Linked DNA regions of Homo sapiens: region 1 is linked to region 2. The links are chromatin loops, found by intact Hi-C in ENCODE. Cell type or tissue: PC-3. All regions are shown on one strand. Each heading gives the region's core, and the rest is flanking DNA. Links, peaks and the distances in the headings are about the cores only. Region 1 overlaps LOC105371470 (a long non-coding RNA gene). Region 2 holds the start of ITLN2 (intelectin 2).

The links. Hi-C counts contacts between places; a loop is a spot of excess contacts. Peaks named below come from ENCODE experiments on the same cell type or tissue, not always from the same donor. Only the 100,000 strongest peaks of a DNase experiment are listed, where the experiment ranks them.
Region 1: a loop joins it to region 2, with 10 times the contacts of the local background. A loop is called at or near these places in 21 of 110 quality-filtered maps.

The regions. Positions count from the first base shown.
Region 1 is chr1:160,773,268-160,781,599 of GRCh38, forward strand. It overlaps LOC105371470 (a long non-coding RNA gene), which reads right to left. Exons shown (of 3, transcript NR_188636.1): 2 at 3,052-3,381; 3 at 1-2,947. Among named protein-coding and RNA genes, the nearest start is that of LY9, 19 kb to the right of the region's middle. RefSeq lists enhancers at 4,146-4,195, 4,516-4,585, 8,048-8,332. In PC-3, for the core only: CTCF peaks have their summits at 4,405 (motif pointing right), 4,605 and 6,969; DNase peaks (open chromatin) are centred at 1,824 and 4,404; H3K27ac peaks cover 501 bases.
Region 2 is chr1:160,947,937-160,956,268 of GRCh38, forward strand. It overlaps ITLN2 (intelectin 2), which reads right to left and starts at 6,873. Exons shown (of 8, transcript NM_080878.3): 1 at 6,791-6,873; 2 at 6,451-6,514; 3 at 4,684-4,797; 4 at 3,107-3,354; 5 at 2,617-2,775; 6 at 2,110-2,230; 7 at 1-96. The coding sequence starts at 6,805. LOC101928372 (a long non-coding RNA gene) reads left to right here. Exons shown (of 6, transcript NR_110695.1): 6 at 715-1,986. In PC-3, for the core only: CTCF peaks have their summits at 3,628 (motif pointing left), 3,829 and 6,469 (motif pointing left); DNase peaks (open chromatin) are centred at 1,665, 2,145, 3,615 and 6,465; H3K27ac peaks cover 1,884 bases.

The sequences.
Region 1 (8,332 bases), core at 243-8,242, 170 kb before region 2:
TTTAGAGATTACCTGGTGGTTTCCGACTGGTTAAGTCATTCTGAGTTGGTTTTCTGTTTGCTTGTGTAGAATCCCAGATTGCTAGGGCCGTCTCAGCCTAACAGACTCCAGATTATTTTTTTAAACATACATTGATTATGAATGAGAGGAAAGATCTACTTAAGTATAGTGGCCAAAGGCTGCTCCAAGGAGATGACATTCAAGCTGAAGCTGGGCTGAATCTAGTTATTTAAACATTAACAAAAACTTAATAATATATATGTGTGACAATAACAATGTTTTTATGTTCCATTCAATTTTTCTTAAATAAATAAGCTCCTTTTTCTTTCTGAACACTTAAAAACACACTTCAATAAAACATAAACAGATTATTTTAAACAGAAGACACATAGCAGTTTCCTGATAATTTTGAACTCAGTTTGTAAATGAAATAGGGTTTATGCCTTAATCAGTGTCAATGTCCTTCTCTCACACCAGGAAATGCTGGCCTCAGGCAGCACTCCACATGCGAACTTCTTTAACTCTGTGTCTCACAGGATGGCCGCCATCTCGTACTTCTCTTCTTGGTTTCTCCCCATGTCCAGGTGAAATCTATTCAATCCCCAAAACTCCCAGAATCAAAAAAGGAAGAAATTCTTTCCTCAGGGAGTGGGGTACAAAGGAGGCTGAATGAACAATGACCACAAGTTAGTAATTGGGAGAAAAGGAAGACAGGAAGACAGAGAAACAGGGAAAATGATTTTGAAGGAAGACAAGTCAGAGGCATGGCTGGGCTGGAGGCCCCTTCAGGTAGCCGAATGTGGGGGCGGAACTGAAATGTCCATCAGGCCCCGTAGAGAGAGGGAGACTGTGAACGTCTACAGCCAATTATCATGTCTGCATGTGTCCCACAACACCCAGCGCAGATGCTTTTTAAATACTTGTCAGACCCACATTTTTTGACACCTATTACTCGTTGTGTATTAGAGATGCAGAGAACAGTAAGAATGTGTTTTTCTCACAGTTCAGTGGAGAGCACAGACACAAAAAGCCCATAATAGAACACATTCAATGTTGTCTTTGTACAACAAAATACAGAACTCTCCCAAAGTCATTTCCCAGGGCTGACTGGAAGATGAAATGGCCAAAAAGCTAGTCAGGTGCAGGTTGTGATGATTGTAACAGTGATTTACATGAGGGGTAGAAATTTATCTGGACCTCTTCTTCATTGTATCTACAATGGTTAGAACAGCACAGGGTTCATAAAAGATACTCAGTAAATACCTGTGGCTTAAATGAATGAATAATTGTTTAAATACCTTAGATAGTGGGCAGACATCATAGGGCTTTTTTTTAGTTTTTAAAATATTTACTATTTTTGATTGACAAATCACAGCAGCATGCATTTACGGTGAACAATGTGATTTTTGATCATGTATACAATGTGGCATGATTAAATCAAATTAATTAACATATCTTCACTCACCTACCATTTTTTACGGTGAGACATTTGAAATGTACTCCCTCAGCTATTTTGAACTGTATAATACATTATTATTGACCATGGTCGCCTTCTGTGCAATAGATCTCAAAACCTATTCCTCCTGTCTGTCTGAAACTATTACCGTTTAATCAACACTTCCACATTCCCTCTCATGTCCTAAAGTTTTAAGCTAAAAAGTAACACAAGCATTTCTTAATTTAGAATTAGACCTCTGGCAGTGCAATCTGGAAGATGATTGGGAAGGAAAAGATTAAGGAAGGAAGGAGTGGTTAGGAGTTTGTGGAGTGGTCCAGGCAAGGAATAAAGGGAAAGGGTGAGCAATGGCAGGATGTGGTGGGGAAGAGGAGGGGCCCTAAATGACACTGGCATTTCTGCCTTTGGCAACAGAAAGAAAACAAGGGGAGTGGAGAAAGGCCTGAGGCACCAGTCTTGAGAAGGATCCTGATCCAAGGGAAGATGTCCCAGGAGAGAGCAGCCCAGGTGACAAAGGAGAGCAGGTTAATGTGTCAAGTGCTGGGAGAAGCCAAGGATAACAGAATTTAAAAGTGGCCAATGAATTTATCCATCAGGATGTAGCTGGAGGGGCAAATCAGCAGCAAGTGGGTGGAGAATGAATGATTGAAGATCTGGAGTCAGGAAAGACAGCTGTTTCAGAAGGCAACTGAGAAGAGGAGAGACAGGATATGTTTGAACTAACACAGTTTCCAGCCATGACCTATGACTAAGCCAAATGGGACCAGGGACACCATGAGAGGCCTCCCCTTGCCTGCCAGAAGAGCACAGCCTCAAGTGTCTCTCAGAGCACCTCTAGGCAAGGGGAGGTGGTAAGTCCTCTCTGAGAACACAGGCAAGGGGTTTCGAAGCTCTCCTCAGTGGGCTGTGCAGGGTTGAGTGTGGGTGAGGCAGCACTTTTCCTCAGGGAGTCCCAGGAATGAGCTGAATGCCTCGCTGAGTCTGCAGCAGGTCAGGCACAGAGGACCGAGGCCAACAGAGAAAAGGTGGACCGAAGCGGGCCCTGGGATGGTGGCTCCAGAGCCCTTGTCTCCTGCCACCCCAGAGACACTTCCTGCTGCCAACTAATCTGGCTCCTCCCTTTCTTCAATTGCTCCTGGATCCAAGAGGAAGAGAGGCAGGGATGCTAAGAAACTAGACCAAGGCTTGCCAGGAAGAAGAGAGTCAGAGAAGGAAAAACATTACCTGAGCAAAGGGGTCTGGTAAGGACAGAGCTGGAGCTCTGGCTGGTGGGATTCCTGGCAGTGCAGTGATAGCTCTCACTTTCCCCAGATATCCAGGGGACACTGAGAGTGGTCCCCCCATGGGACACAACTGCCCCATGACTAGGAGGCTCCCAGCTGTTCTGCACATTCTCTCCAGCCTGTTCCAGGGAGCAGGCCAGGGTGATGAAGCAGGTCCCATCCTTCATGATCTGGGAGCTGGCAAAGATGTTCAACTCCTACAGCATCTCTGAACCAAGAAGGGAAAGCTTGAGCTATGAGAAGGCTCTGGTCTGGCCAAACAGGGTAGAGGAAAGCTCAGTTTCAAATGTGGGGCCCTCCAGCCCTCCTTACCATAGACAAGCAGGGTGAAATCCCTGGTGATAATGATTGAGGAAGTATGCAGAGTTACCCAGGCTTATAGGCTTATAGTCCTGCAGCCTCAGGGGGCTGATCTGAAGAGAGTAGCTGTGGTGGGGAATGTTCAGTCATCCACTGTAGGGTCCCTGAGTCTCAGAAACCAGAACTGGTTTGTCTGTTCATCCTTGTTGTAAAACAGCAACACGCTCTCAAGAGCTCCATGTAACACTTTCTACCTCTTGCTCTGCTGGGACCTCCAGGGGCCAAGTGGCCAACTCCCCAAGGATATCTTCCCCACTGTATCTTCTCCCAGTGTTCCTGACCCTGTAGACAAAGAAGAGAACCCACAACCTCAGTGTCAGTGTCTCCCCACCTAGTCAGGAAAGCCACAGGCTCCATCCAGCTCCTCCTGTGTGAGTCCCTCCAGCCTCCCCACCAGCTCCAGTGGGTCTTCTCCTCCCACTGCCATGACCACACAGACCAACACCCACCCACCCCAGACTCCCACCCTCCCAATGGTGTTAGCCCCCTTGCCCCAGGGTCTGAAGGGAACCAGGACTTCTTCTTCCACCCTCCCTGTCAACCCCAGAGCTGCTCAGGCCCCTGGGCAGACTGAGGAGCCTGGTACATATGCAGAAGTGAGGCACTGAGATAGGGTGGGAGCTGCTGTTACTGAATGGGTTCTTGACCATGCAGGTAAAAGTTAGAGCACTGTCCCCAAGCCTCAAGGAGACACTGAGGACAGACCCTCCACAGGACACAACAACAGTCTGGGGTCCCAGGGGTGTCCAGCTGTAAGTCACACTGCCTCCTCTGCTCTCTGCCACACATGTCAATGGCATATGAGAGTGACAATGCAGCATCCATCCTCACTAATCCTGGAGCTCAGTGTGACATGAGGCCAGGCCAGCTGCTCTGTGTGTGCGAAAGGGAATAAACTGAGGACTGGGAAACTGCTCTGGGCCTCCACTTCACAGGACAGAAAATGCACGGCATTAGTGCCCAAACCTTGCATCACCTTGAATACACAGAAGGAACAGCAGAGGCAGGATCTGCCCACATCTGTTCCAGAACTTTGTGCTATGTAAGGCCATGTCACTTAACATCTCAGTTGATTTCCAGAACAACTCCATGAACTAAACAGGGAAGATGTTATATCAACTCCATTTCACAGGCTCAGAATGCTTAGATAACCTGCCCAAAGTCTCATCTAGTTAAGTGGTAAAGCCAAAATCCAAATCCAGTGAATTTGAGCCCAAAACTGAGTTTCCCAACCCTGCCCTGAATAGATAAAGGAATGCAAGTACGGAGCTGTGTTGTAATTACATATTTTCCCCGTAGGGGGCTCTGCAGCATACACTGAGCTTCCAGGTGTTGATCAAGAGTCCCAGAGGAGGTGGCTGTGTGCCTTTGAGGTTTCTCCCACTCCCTTGCACTCCCTTGGACCTGCTCCCCGTCTCCTCTTGCCCCAGGGCCATGACCCAGATATTCTTAAGTGCTCGAGGTGTCCACATTGCCATTATTTGTCCACCAGCCTCCCAGGCCAGACCCAGGAGGATTTGGGGGAGGCGAGAAGAGCAGCTGCAGACACCAGGCCTGAAACACTCAACAAAGTCATATTGCATAGAACAAGGCTACTCTGCTACTCAGCCTCAGCCCTGTGGCCCACACGACTGCAGCCCCAGGGGAAACTCAACTGTGCAAAGTAGGACCACACAGGCCCAGCGTGTCCCCCAGGAGAAGGCAGCCTGGACATCCCCACAGGTGGGTACCTTGCTGCTGGCTCTCCCCACTGTGTCTCCTATATATCAGGCCCTGGGATGCAAGCCACTTGACTTCTATTGGCCCTTTTCTCATCCAATAAATATGGCGACATACCAGAAACCCAGAGAATGAAGGCACAGGGTACAGCATCAGAATACCTGAGTTCGATTCCCAAATCTGCCACTTTCTAGCTCCATGTCATAGGTGTCTTATTTTCCCTTTCTAAGATTCCGTTTCCTTCCTAGAAATGAAAACTCCTGACCTGCATACTGGCAGGGCTGTTGTGAGGCTGCAGTGATGGGAAACACCCTGTGAAGGATGGAGCCTGACCATTAGCACTGCCTTGCCATTGGGATGTCAACCCAGAGAGAGAAGGGCTCTCTGGAAGACCCCACCCCTGATGGATTGGCACAACCCTATCCTCTACCCAGACTCCACCTGACACCATACCACACTAAGTAAGTGCTATCAGAATGACTATCAGCGAGGCCAAAGGGCCTCTCCCACCAGTTTTGGGCCCACCCTACCCTAGTGAGCAACCCAACCCCAAGTCCCAGCAACCCACTTCCATTGTGCCCTGGTCCTGTTGTGAGAAGCAGGCCATAGCCAGCCCAGGCCTGATTTATGGCAGACACGCCTTCTCCCCAGCCATGTGGACCTGACCAGAGAGCAGCCCCATCAACTCCACTAAAAGAGTGCCTTCGTCTAATAGGAAGATTTCCTATCACAGAATCCAAGAAAAATGTCTGTGAAGGTTCTCTGCTGGCCTTCCCATGTCCATCCTCACTCACCACCTGTCCCCCTCGCTCATTGCAGGGGAACGGCTCTGCCATAGCACCCTGAGACCTTGCACATCTCTCTCAGGCAAAGGTTTCAACCTCTGCTAAACTGGGTCTTGGCAAAATGCCTTGTGATCCACCCAGAACACGAGAGTTCAGGTGGCCTGTGAGGCACAGCCTTGAAGCCATCTCCCCTGGGAGGCTGTCATGAGACTATTTCCCCTGGCTCCTGGGGTTCTGATGCAGTATGGGACTTCTTGTCCTCAGAACACAGCTGCGGTCTCTAAGTCCTCTTTGCTGAAGGTAGAATTGGCCCCTCGGCATCTGGGTATTCCACAGCTCCCACTGCAGCCATCTGGCCCCTTTTGTTTCAATGTCATCTTTTCTGGTGTGGGACAAGTGCCCAGGGATCTGGAACCCTTGGCTACTCTTCCATTCGTTATATGAATAATCAACTGTCTGAATCTCAAAGTGGCTCAGCGTAGCATCTTTCATAGGCCTTTCTCGGTGCTGTGTGTGCTTGATACCCACCCCATTGCTTCCTTTGTAGTTTCTCCTGCTAAGATTTTTTAAATTTCTTTAAGGAATTTGATAAGAGCATCCCTCTGCATCTGCATAGGCCTTTCCAAAGCACTTTCATATGTTTTCACTCTCACAAAAAGGTATTGTTCCCATTTTAGTAATGAGGAAGCTCCAGGCCACAAGAGGAGGTTGTGGAAAAACTCAGTTCTCAGGGCCTGAAATCCCATTCTCTGACCACTACTGTCCCAAGAACTCTGCTTCAGGTGGTCTAGGGTAGGTCCTGAGGCTTGACATTTTTCAGGAGATTCTCTCTGGCAACTCTAACTTACATATCTTTAAAAACAAAAAACAAAACAGTGCGCATAAATTAGTCTTGCAAATTGCGAATGTTACTAAAGCTGTAGAAATGACTGAGAGGCTGACACTGCCTCACCCACTGCTGCCATCTCTAAGACACCCACTATAGACTTGCAGATGGTACTCCCAGGTGAGGGTGCTGCAGGAAATCCTCAGGTTAACATGGGCTCGGTAGGGCCCTGTATCCTCCCAGCTCAGGTTGCTGATCTACACGCAGGGATAAACCTGGACTCATGACACTCAAGCGACCCGAGGACCAGGTTTCCGCTTGGTAAAAGATGTCTGGGCCCCCAGCTTCTCCCATGGTTACTGTGGTGATCTCCATGGGGACCGAACGCGATATCCAGGAGATGGTCGCCACCTCCTGTCCAGAGCGATATCCAGGAGATGGTCGCCACCTCCTGTCCAGAGCGATATCCAGGAGATGGTCGCCACCTCCTGTCCAGAGCGTCTGCAGGGGCAGAATGACAGACCCTCCTAGGTCCCAGTGACCACTAGGGGTGCTGTGGTCCCTCTGGAAGTCCCTGGTCCTGCAGACACAGAACAGAAGCTTCAGGGGGTAGCCTGACTACGCCAGAAGGTCACAACAGGCCTGAGAGGGGATTATTATCCCCATTTTATAGACGGGAAAACAGTGACAAAGAATTTAGGTGACTTGCTCGAGACCACATCCCCATAAGGCTTTGTCCAGTCACTTCTGAAACAGATGTCACATCCTCTGAGGCCTAGCCAGGATTCCTGGGAACACATCTTTCTAGAGCAGGAGAACTTGTGGTGTGCTGGCCAAGCCAGTTTAAGGGTGCTCAGGGGGCAGCTGTTGGGATCCCAGCCTATACTTAAGAGGAGAGTGTAAGCACTGGGGAACCAGTCAGACTGCCCGAGTTCAAACTTGCTCTACCAGGTACTAGCTGTGTGATCTTGGGCAGGTGCTAAAACTCTCTGAATCTTGGTTTCTTACCTGTGAAAAACAGGAAAGGCCATCTTCTAGGATTTTGTGAGGGTTAAATGAAATAATGCAAGTAAATACTATTCACTATTAGTATTCACTATAAGTATTGTGAATTATTATAATTCACTTCAATCCACTATTAGTATTATTAAAGGCACTTTATATCACTGGAATAAATTAGTGAATGCACCTTGTTTGCATCCTCACCAAAACCAGTCAGAACTCTTGTAGAGCAATTTTGAAAACCACTCCTCAGTAGCATGACCTATCTCTGTCAGAGTATTTCTGCAGCACAGACATGCAGTCCCAGGAGGCAGAAATGCTGAAGCTGACCAAGGTCTACTACACACTTTTCTCTCTGTACAGCTGCGTACAGAGAGAAAAGGCAGCATGGGGTCTAGGGTTTGATTTCAAATTGGAATCTGGAAGCACTGGCTACATAACTACTTCTTAGACTGGGTGATGAGGGTCCTTGCCAAGCTGAACTGAGGGGTCCTGTGACAATAGCTGTGGTCACGAGGAGTGGGAGGGTGTTTGCTGTCTTGTGAGGGTGTGTGCACCAAGCCAGGGGACATGCAGTGTCCTGGTGCACTCACCAGACTCCGCTGGCTGGCCCAATGTTATGTTCTTCCATGGAACTAACTATTCTGGCTCTGCCTGGAGTGGGCAGCAAGAAGCATCCCACACAGGGTGTTGCTGACACCAGATAGATATTCCTCTCCCCAAATACAGCCCAGGCCTGAAACCTAAGCTGGAGGTATTCCACCTGGAACAAGCAGCTTTGCCCCCGGCTTGTACCCTCTAGTGTGGTAACTCGCTAGACCGGTTTCCATTCTGCTTCCTTGTTACAGCCTTATCTGAGCTCTATACTTCTGGTCCAGCCACGCCTTCCCCTTAGTTTCCT
Region 2 (8,332 bases), core at 114-8,113:
TGTTACAGCCAGTAACTTTTATCCCAGCACAAAGGGCGTTGGCTGCTCTCTCGTTATTAAACACCCGGAACTGAACGAATCCTGCAACAAATTCCCCTGAAAAAGAAGAGGTGAAGAAACAGCCAAGTAGTCAAAGGATGAACTAGAAGCAGCATCCCATTGGCCAGTCCAGGGATTCCCTAAGCCAAAAGCTGAGGCTACAGCCAAACACCCCAGGCTGTAGGGGTGCAGCCCAGTACCTTTATGGCCAGTGGCTGGTGCACGTCAGTCCTAAACTTGTCCCCAAGGAAACCTCTGTTCATAGGGGGCAAGAGGACAAAGGCTGGGACTCACAAAAGGACCCAGGTCTGCTTACAGCTTACAGGAGAAACTAGACTCTACAAAAAGATTACCAAAAAGATCTGAGAAGGCCCAGCAGGAATAAGCAATGATCAGATGTGGCTGCCTATTGCTGTTTACACACTTCTCATCCAATTACCATGGGTTAGTTTCCCTGACCATCACCTGCTTTCATCAAAATATCAAAGGCAAACAGTGATGTCTTTGATTTTTTTATCCACAACTTAACTTCTGTGCTCTTATTATACTGAAAACTGTCTTTTGTAAGATAATTAAAGTTATCCTTCATAACAAAAGTAAATCTCTCTCACCACTCTGCTAGTGGTTCTTTCCTGTGAACCTCAGTGTGCACTTTTTTTTTTTTTTTTTTGACAGGGTTTCGCTCTTGTTGCCCAGGCTGGAGTGCAGTGGTGTGAACTCAGCTCACCGCAACCTCCGCCTCCCAGGTTCAAGCGATTCTCCTGCCTCAGCCTCCCGAGGAGCTGGGATTACAGGCATGCGCCATCATGCCCAGCTAATGTTTTGTATGCACCTTTTCTTAACTATTATTGAAGGGGTGGCCTGCCCCTCCACACCTGTGGGTGTTCCTCGTTGGGTGGAACGAGAGACTGAGAAAAGAAAGAGACACAGCGACAAAGTATAGAGAAAGAAAAGTGGGCCCAGGGGACTGGCGCTCAGCATAAGGAGGACCCGCACCAGCACCAGTCTCTGAGTTCCCTCAGTATTTATTGATCATTATCTCTACCATCTCAGAGAGGGGGACGTGGCAGGACAATAGGGTAATAGTGGGGAGAGGGTCAGCAGGAAAACATGTGAACAAATGTCTGTGTCATAAACAAGGTTAAGAAAAGGTGCTGTGCTTTTGACGTGCACATACATAAACATCTCGGTGCATTAAAAAGCAGTATTGCCGCCAGCATGTCTCACCTCCAGCCCTAAGGTGGTTTTCTCCTATCTCAGTAAATAGAACATACAATCGGGTTTTACACCAAAACATTCCATTGCCCAGGGATAAGCAGAAGACAGATGCCTTCCTCTTATCTCAACTGCAAAGAGGCCTTCCTCTTTTACTAATCCTCCTCAGCACAGACCCTTTGTGGGTGTCGGGCTGGGGGACAGTCAGGTCTTTCCCTTCCCACGAGGCCATATCTCAGGCTATCACATGGGGAGAAACCTTGGACAATACCTGGCTTTCCTAGACAGAGGTCCCTGCGGCCTTCCGCAGTGTATTGTGTCCCTGGGTACTTGAGATTAGAGAGTGGTGATGACCTTTAACAAGCATGCTGCCTTCAAGCACTTGTTTAACAAAGCACATCCTGCACAGCCCTAAATCCATTAAACCGTGAGTCAACACAGCACATGTCTCTGTGAGCACAGGGTTGGGGGTAGGGTTACAGATTAACAGCATCTCAAGGCAGAAGAATTTTTCTCAGCACAGACCAAAATGGAGTCTCTTATGTCTACTTCTTTCTACATAGACACAGTAACAGTCTGATCTCTTTTTCTTTTCCCCACAATTATAAGAGTATACAAGGTGGTGATGAAGAAACCTGGGATTACGTGCTGTGAAATGGGGATAACAGCAATTCTAACTTCATAGTTTTCTCATGGTAATTAAATGACACAAAATCATGTTAAGTTCCAAGACAAGAGTCTGGTGCATTTTAAGTGCTCAGTAAATACTAGCAATTATTAATTGTTGTTATTTGCCACCATTCTCCAAGAGTACAAGAAAATATTTATGACTGGACTTAGGGAGCAAACACTCACGTTGACCATACGGTGAGTAATAAGATGCAGTCTTCTTAGCATCACCAAAGTCATAGACCACAGGTATGGCTGGGCCATTGTCATTCCAACATTTCCCTGATCTGTATTTCACTGGGTATTTCTGCAGAGACCCAGAAGAAAGGTTTTGTGAGGACAGTAGAGATGCTGCCACAGTGTGGGGGGAGGAGGGGTTTCAAATTAACTGCCATTACCCAAAACCAATCCTCATAATAGTGACTGCTTTTCCCCATAGCTGTGTCTCCCCAACAGCCCCAAACCCCTTGTCCCTGTCTCTTTCTCCCCATGCTTTCCTGTCCCACAGGCCTCTTCCTTGCTGGCTTAGAGTTTCTGAGAGGCCAGACATGAGTTCACAGTGAATCAAAGGAAGGAGAAACAGCCAACCACTCAGTAGTGATGTGGAACCACAGGACAGATCTGCCCCCTACCCTAGACACTTCGATCTCTGTTCACCAAAGAAAGTGCCCCCCAGCCAGCAGCCCTGTGTACCTGGTAGATGCCAAACAGATTATGTCCCAGTCTCTGGAGGAAGCCAGTGTTGGTGCGGTACCTCAGCAGGGCGCTGTTTCTCCAATGCTGCATGGGGGACTTGTTGGGCACATGCCAGATGCCCAGGTCCTTGGCCTGGATGTCGTAGTAGCCAGGGTTCTGGAAAGCAACAGACACTGAGCCTGACTGGGCCAGGAGGTACCAGGAGGCAGAAGGTCCACATGTGCAGCCTCAGCTGGGCTGAGAGCTCTGGGATCAGTAGGCAGATGGCCAGCCACGCTCAGACACCCCACTCCCAGCTGATGATCCCACCACCACCCAGGGCCCTAACAGCCTTGTTGAGAGGAAGTTGTGATTCAAGTCCTGTATTTCTCTCTTCTTCTCCAGCCCTTCCCCATATCCCCACCTTCCAGCCCTCCCTCCTGCAGGCTGGTGGCCAGCCACACTCCACACCTCACCCTCACCCAAGTAGGAGAGAAGTGGCACCAACCTTGTAGTCATCGCTCGTGGCCGCCTCTGCAGATCCAAAGGTGTTGTAGTTGGCCCAGTTGCCATCCCCCTCTGGGTAGTCTGCTTTGTTGCCCTGCTGACTGGACCAGCGATCACCCACCGTGCACTTCCCACGCATGTCATTCTCGTGCACGCTGGCCACCAGGGTCCAGCCGCCACCCCCAGAAGTCATGTCACAGAAGGTCTGGTAGACAACACCATTCTTGGTGCGGAGAAAATACAGGCCATCTGTAGAGAGAACCAGCCCAGAGCCTCCCTGTCTGAGAGCTCAGGGTTCATCTCAGCTCCGTGAATAGAAAAGCCCTAGGAAGTCAAAAGCACACTCAGAAGACTCCAACACATACTTGCTGGAAGACGATGCTCCATGCATCTTGTGTTCTGCTCACCTATGAGCAGAGGCACTGACTGTCTTGGCTTCACACTATCTTTTCAAAGAGTTTGTAGAGCAAATAGTCTTAGAAGAGACAGAGATGGTATCTCCCTCTCGACAGTGCCACCCTGTGGCCAGGAGAGGCCAGAAATCAGCACACGCCACATCTGATTCTACAGCAGGATAGGGCCTCTGTGCAGCTCAGAGCAAAGGTTGTGCCCACTTCATAAGATTCAGCTTCCCTAAGCTCAGAGTTCCCCTCCTGTTCACAAGCTTGCAGGAGACTGGCTCCACGGTGGCATCCTGGTGACCTTGCACATTTGCGCATAGGCCACATAGGGACAGCTGACCTAAGTCTTGGCAGAAAGCCTGTGGTCTTCCCCAAACATGGAAAGATGGGAACCTTGTGAGGAGCTGCAACAAGGTCACTTCTCACCCCCCTTCCCATCTTTCGTGGAGGCTGTCATGAGACAGCTGTCATAACTGTGTCATCATCTCCTGGGTTCTGAAGAGGTATGAGGCTTTTTGCCTCACTCACCCCCACCCCGTAGGGTACACAGGCTATGAAACAGCTATGGCAGCATGGACTGGCTCCTCAGCCACTGCCCATGTTGTGTTGTCACTCGCCCTCTTTTCTGTGCTGTCTTGTGGGGCAAGGGATGGGAAAAGCTGACACTTTTGCCGATCTTGAACTTGCTAGCTATGTGAGTAATAAACTCTCTGGCTCTAAAAAGGGTTTGTTGTTTCCTTGCCAGCCACATTTGTCAGCCAGCTTGACAAACCCACTACTTGGGCAGATGTCACCTGGCCCAGTACAAGAAAATGCTGATGCTCTGGCTACTGCTATTTCTGTGATTAATAAAGCTCTTTGTCTCTGGCTCGGGAGTTTCAGGTTTTCTGCCAGCATCTATAAACCTGGGGCAAGTAGGGGCAAATCTCAGACGCATCACAGTTCTTGCCACCACCATAAGCATCACCAGGAACACTGCATTCTCTCTGTGTTCAGAAGACTTTGTGACTGGAATGGGACACAAAAGCCTCAAAATTCCCACTAGAAACCTCCTTGAGTAGGAGCTGGGGGCAGAACAGGCTCCATATGGATATGTCCCTCCTGATTTCCATGACTGGGCTCTGTTGAGCTAAAAAGTGGCTTCAAAGAGAGAATGCTGAGTTGGTTCATTACTCACCACCTGCACTATGGCAGCGTTCCTTGATTTCTTTGCAGCTTCTAGGCAGGGAAGAAAAGGAGAAGGCACAGGTTTCGAATTCCCTCGAGAGCATCTCAAGAGAAGAGGCTGCTGCTAGAAAATGTGAGAATGAGTCTCATTAGAAGTCTGACCACTGAGGCCATCTTTCCTGGCCAATCTCTGCCCCTGTATCAACTCATCACTCTGCTCTGAAGTCCCAGGAGGTCAGGGATTCCCTATGCTAAGACGGTCTGATCCAACAGCTGGTATAGGTTAAACACCTGGAATCTTCCACTCGACTAATTTTAATTAAATACCTACTGTGTGAACTACCTAGACACCGGACAAAGACAATTTGACACATTTCTTCAAGAGACTACATTCTACAAGGAAGGAGCACATGGAAAGGGACCCAACTGAGATGGGAGGGCAAACCCACTAACGGGGGTGAGGCCTGGGAACTGCTGGGGAAGGGACCAGCTGTAACTCAGAGCAGGCTGATTTTGATGGGAGAATGGGAGCTGGCTACAGGACAGGAAGGAAAGGGGAGAGTACACCCCAGGAAGAGAAGAAAGCACATGAGATGGCCTGAAGCAATAACAGAGCCCAGCCCAGCCCAGCCTGCCAAAAACTACAGGTCAGTCGCTTATTGTGGCTGGAACATATGTTGTAATACAAAGAAGTCTGGAAACCAAAGCTGAAAAATTAACAGAGGCCAGTGGATGAAGGGCCATGTATATAAGTCTAAAAGCCTAGAAATCATTCCAAAAGCCTGGCAGAGCGGGAAAAAGTGTAAAATTACAGGACTCAGGCCAGGCACAGTGGCTCATGCCGGTAATCCCAGCACTTTCGGAGGCCGAGGAGGGTGGATCACAAGATCAGGAGTTCAAGAACAGCCTGGTCAATATGGTGAAACCCCATCTCTACTAAAAATACAAAAATTAGCTGGGGTGTGGTGGTGCACACCTGTAATCCCAGCTACTGGGGAGGCTGAGGCAGGAGAAGCTCTTTAACCCAGGAGACGGAGGTTGCAGTGAGCCGACATCACGCCACCGCACTCCAACCTGGGCAACAGAGCAAGACTCCGTCTAAAAAAAAAAAAATTACAGGACTCAAGGTAAAATCCAGACAAACCCTGATGACAGTGCCTCCTTGAGCAGACACTTAACATCTCTGATCCTTTTTCTTCATCTTTAAGATGTCATTAATAACTTCTTTATACGCATGGAGATCAAATGAGATGACATATGTAAATGTGCTTTTTTTAACTGATGGATTGAAATAAACAATAAACCCAGTATCAATGAAAAAATATCACTATTGTGCCTACTGGAAGAATAGAATTGTGAGGATTCTATTCTCACAATATCCTCCTCTGCGACTAGAGGAGGGTGTACCCTGGACACAGCACTGATCACCCAGCTGCCTCTGGAGATCCCAAGGCCAAGGCCACAAGAGCAGCTGAGCAGGGACACAGTTCTTACTCTCTCACCCCATGAACCCCTCACAGCCACAGAAGCAGAGAATCAAGCCCTAGGAAATACCTGAGCTAACACCCTGACTGCTTCAGACCAGACCCCAGGAGAGGCCAGAAATCAGCACCCAGTCCACACCTCAAGTTGGCTGCCTAGCCTGGGTTCCCTGCCTCTCCAGAACTTCCCCTTTGACCCTTGACTTCAGAGCCCTGCCCAGCTCTACTCCCTCCAGGCCCTGCACAGCAGAGGGGAGCCCAGGAAACTGCAGCTCCTACTCTCAGAAGCCATTTACCTGCACTGCACCCACTGGTGGCCACAGAGAAGAATAACAGGAAGCAGAGTCTGGTCATTGTCCTCTAAGGAAAAACAAGATGCACAAGGTCACTGGCTGGCCCTTCCTTTGTCATCCTCTCGTTCTTACTTCCTAACCTTTCTGAGTCAGGAATCCTCAAATGGAAAGTGATGGGCTCATGAGCATTCTAAAACCTCCTGGAATATGCCCCACGGCTGTCCAACACTACAAATACCCAAGGGGCCATGGGCTCATTTCCCTGAAACTCTAAATCTCTAAAACTGAGACCTGAGCTGGCATCATTGCTCCCACACACATGGATCAAAAACATTTTTCTCACCAGCATGGACAGCATCCTTACAGATGCCAGGAGCTGATAGTTCCCTTCCTGTGGACACTCGGAGCTCCCCTGCAGAGGATCCTGATGAAGGGTGAAGTGCTGGTCCCTTTATGTGGAGAGCTGTGGAGAGCCAAACCACCTGAGCCCTGCCCAGCCCAACCCTGAGCAGCCTAGGCTGCTAGCCCCTCCCTCTGAAGCCCTTCCCTCTGAGGGTACCTGAGCCTGGGACCGTGGAAATGAGAAAGGACGTGCGACTGGCTGGAGGAGCAGGGAGCTGTGTTCCTGGCCACACAGGTGACTGTCGCCATCTGAGGAGGGGCATCCTGCTTTGCCAAGGCAGGCCATACAATGTAGCAGTATCTAATCAGATTCGTGGATAGGTCACAATCCTCCCCTGCGTTCTCCCTCTCCCACCTCCCCCAGATGCCCTGGCCCCCTAGACACAACTCTGTCAAGAAATCATCCTTTTAGACTGAGGTGACACCTCATGAAAAATAAATTAATTAATTAAGAATAATAATTGGCCAGGCACAGTGGCTCACACCTATAATCATAGCGCTTTGGGAGGCCGAGGTGGGCGGATTACCTGAGGTCAGGAGTTCAAGACCAGCCAACATGGTGCAACCCTGTCTCTACTAAAAATACAAAAATTTAGCTGGGTGCAGTGGCGTGCACCCGTAATCCCAGCTACTCTGGAGGCTGAGACAGGAGAACTGCTTGAACCCAGGAGGTGGAGGTTGCAGTGAGCCAAGACTGCTCCACTGCACTCCAGCCTGGGCAACAGAGCAAGACTTCACCTCAAAATAATAATAATAATAATAATAATAAATAAATGGGAAAAGAAGACATCATCCTTCCAATCTTTCCTCCAATTTCTCTATGAGGCCTTCCCTGACACCCCCATCACCAGACAAAGCTGATGGATCCTTCCTTTGTCCCACTATACACTGTCCAAACACTAATTATTGCATGTATCCTGCTGTAATTTTATTGTTTTATTAACTCTGTTTAGAAACAATTTGAAATTTATTAAATGTTGCAAAAATAACAATAATATAAAGCCACATATATGCCCTTTACCTAGATTCAACTATTGTTAATATTTCACCCCATTTGCTTTATCTTTCGTGTTCTCTCTCTCTCTCTCTATATATATATAGATATATGTATATAAAATACACCCACACACACAAAATTTTTTTCTGAACCATTTGAAGGTAAGGTACATACATCATGGGCTTTTACCTTTAAATAAATGCGTATGGGTTTTTTTTATTTTGTTTTGTTTTTTGACACAGAGCCTCACTCTGTCACCCAGGTTGGAGTGCAATGGCATGGTCTCAGCTTACTGCAACCCCCGCCTCCCAGGTTCAAGTGATTCTCCTGTCTCAGCCTCCCGAGTAACTGGGATTACAGGCACCCACCACCACGCCCAGCTAATTTTTGTATTTTTAGTAGATACGGGGTTTTGCCATCTTGGCCAGGCTGGTCTTGAACTCGTGACCTCGTGATCCACCTGCCTCGGCCTCCCAAGTGCTGGGA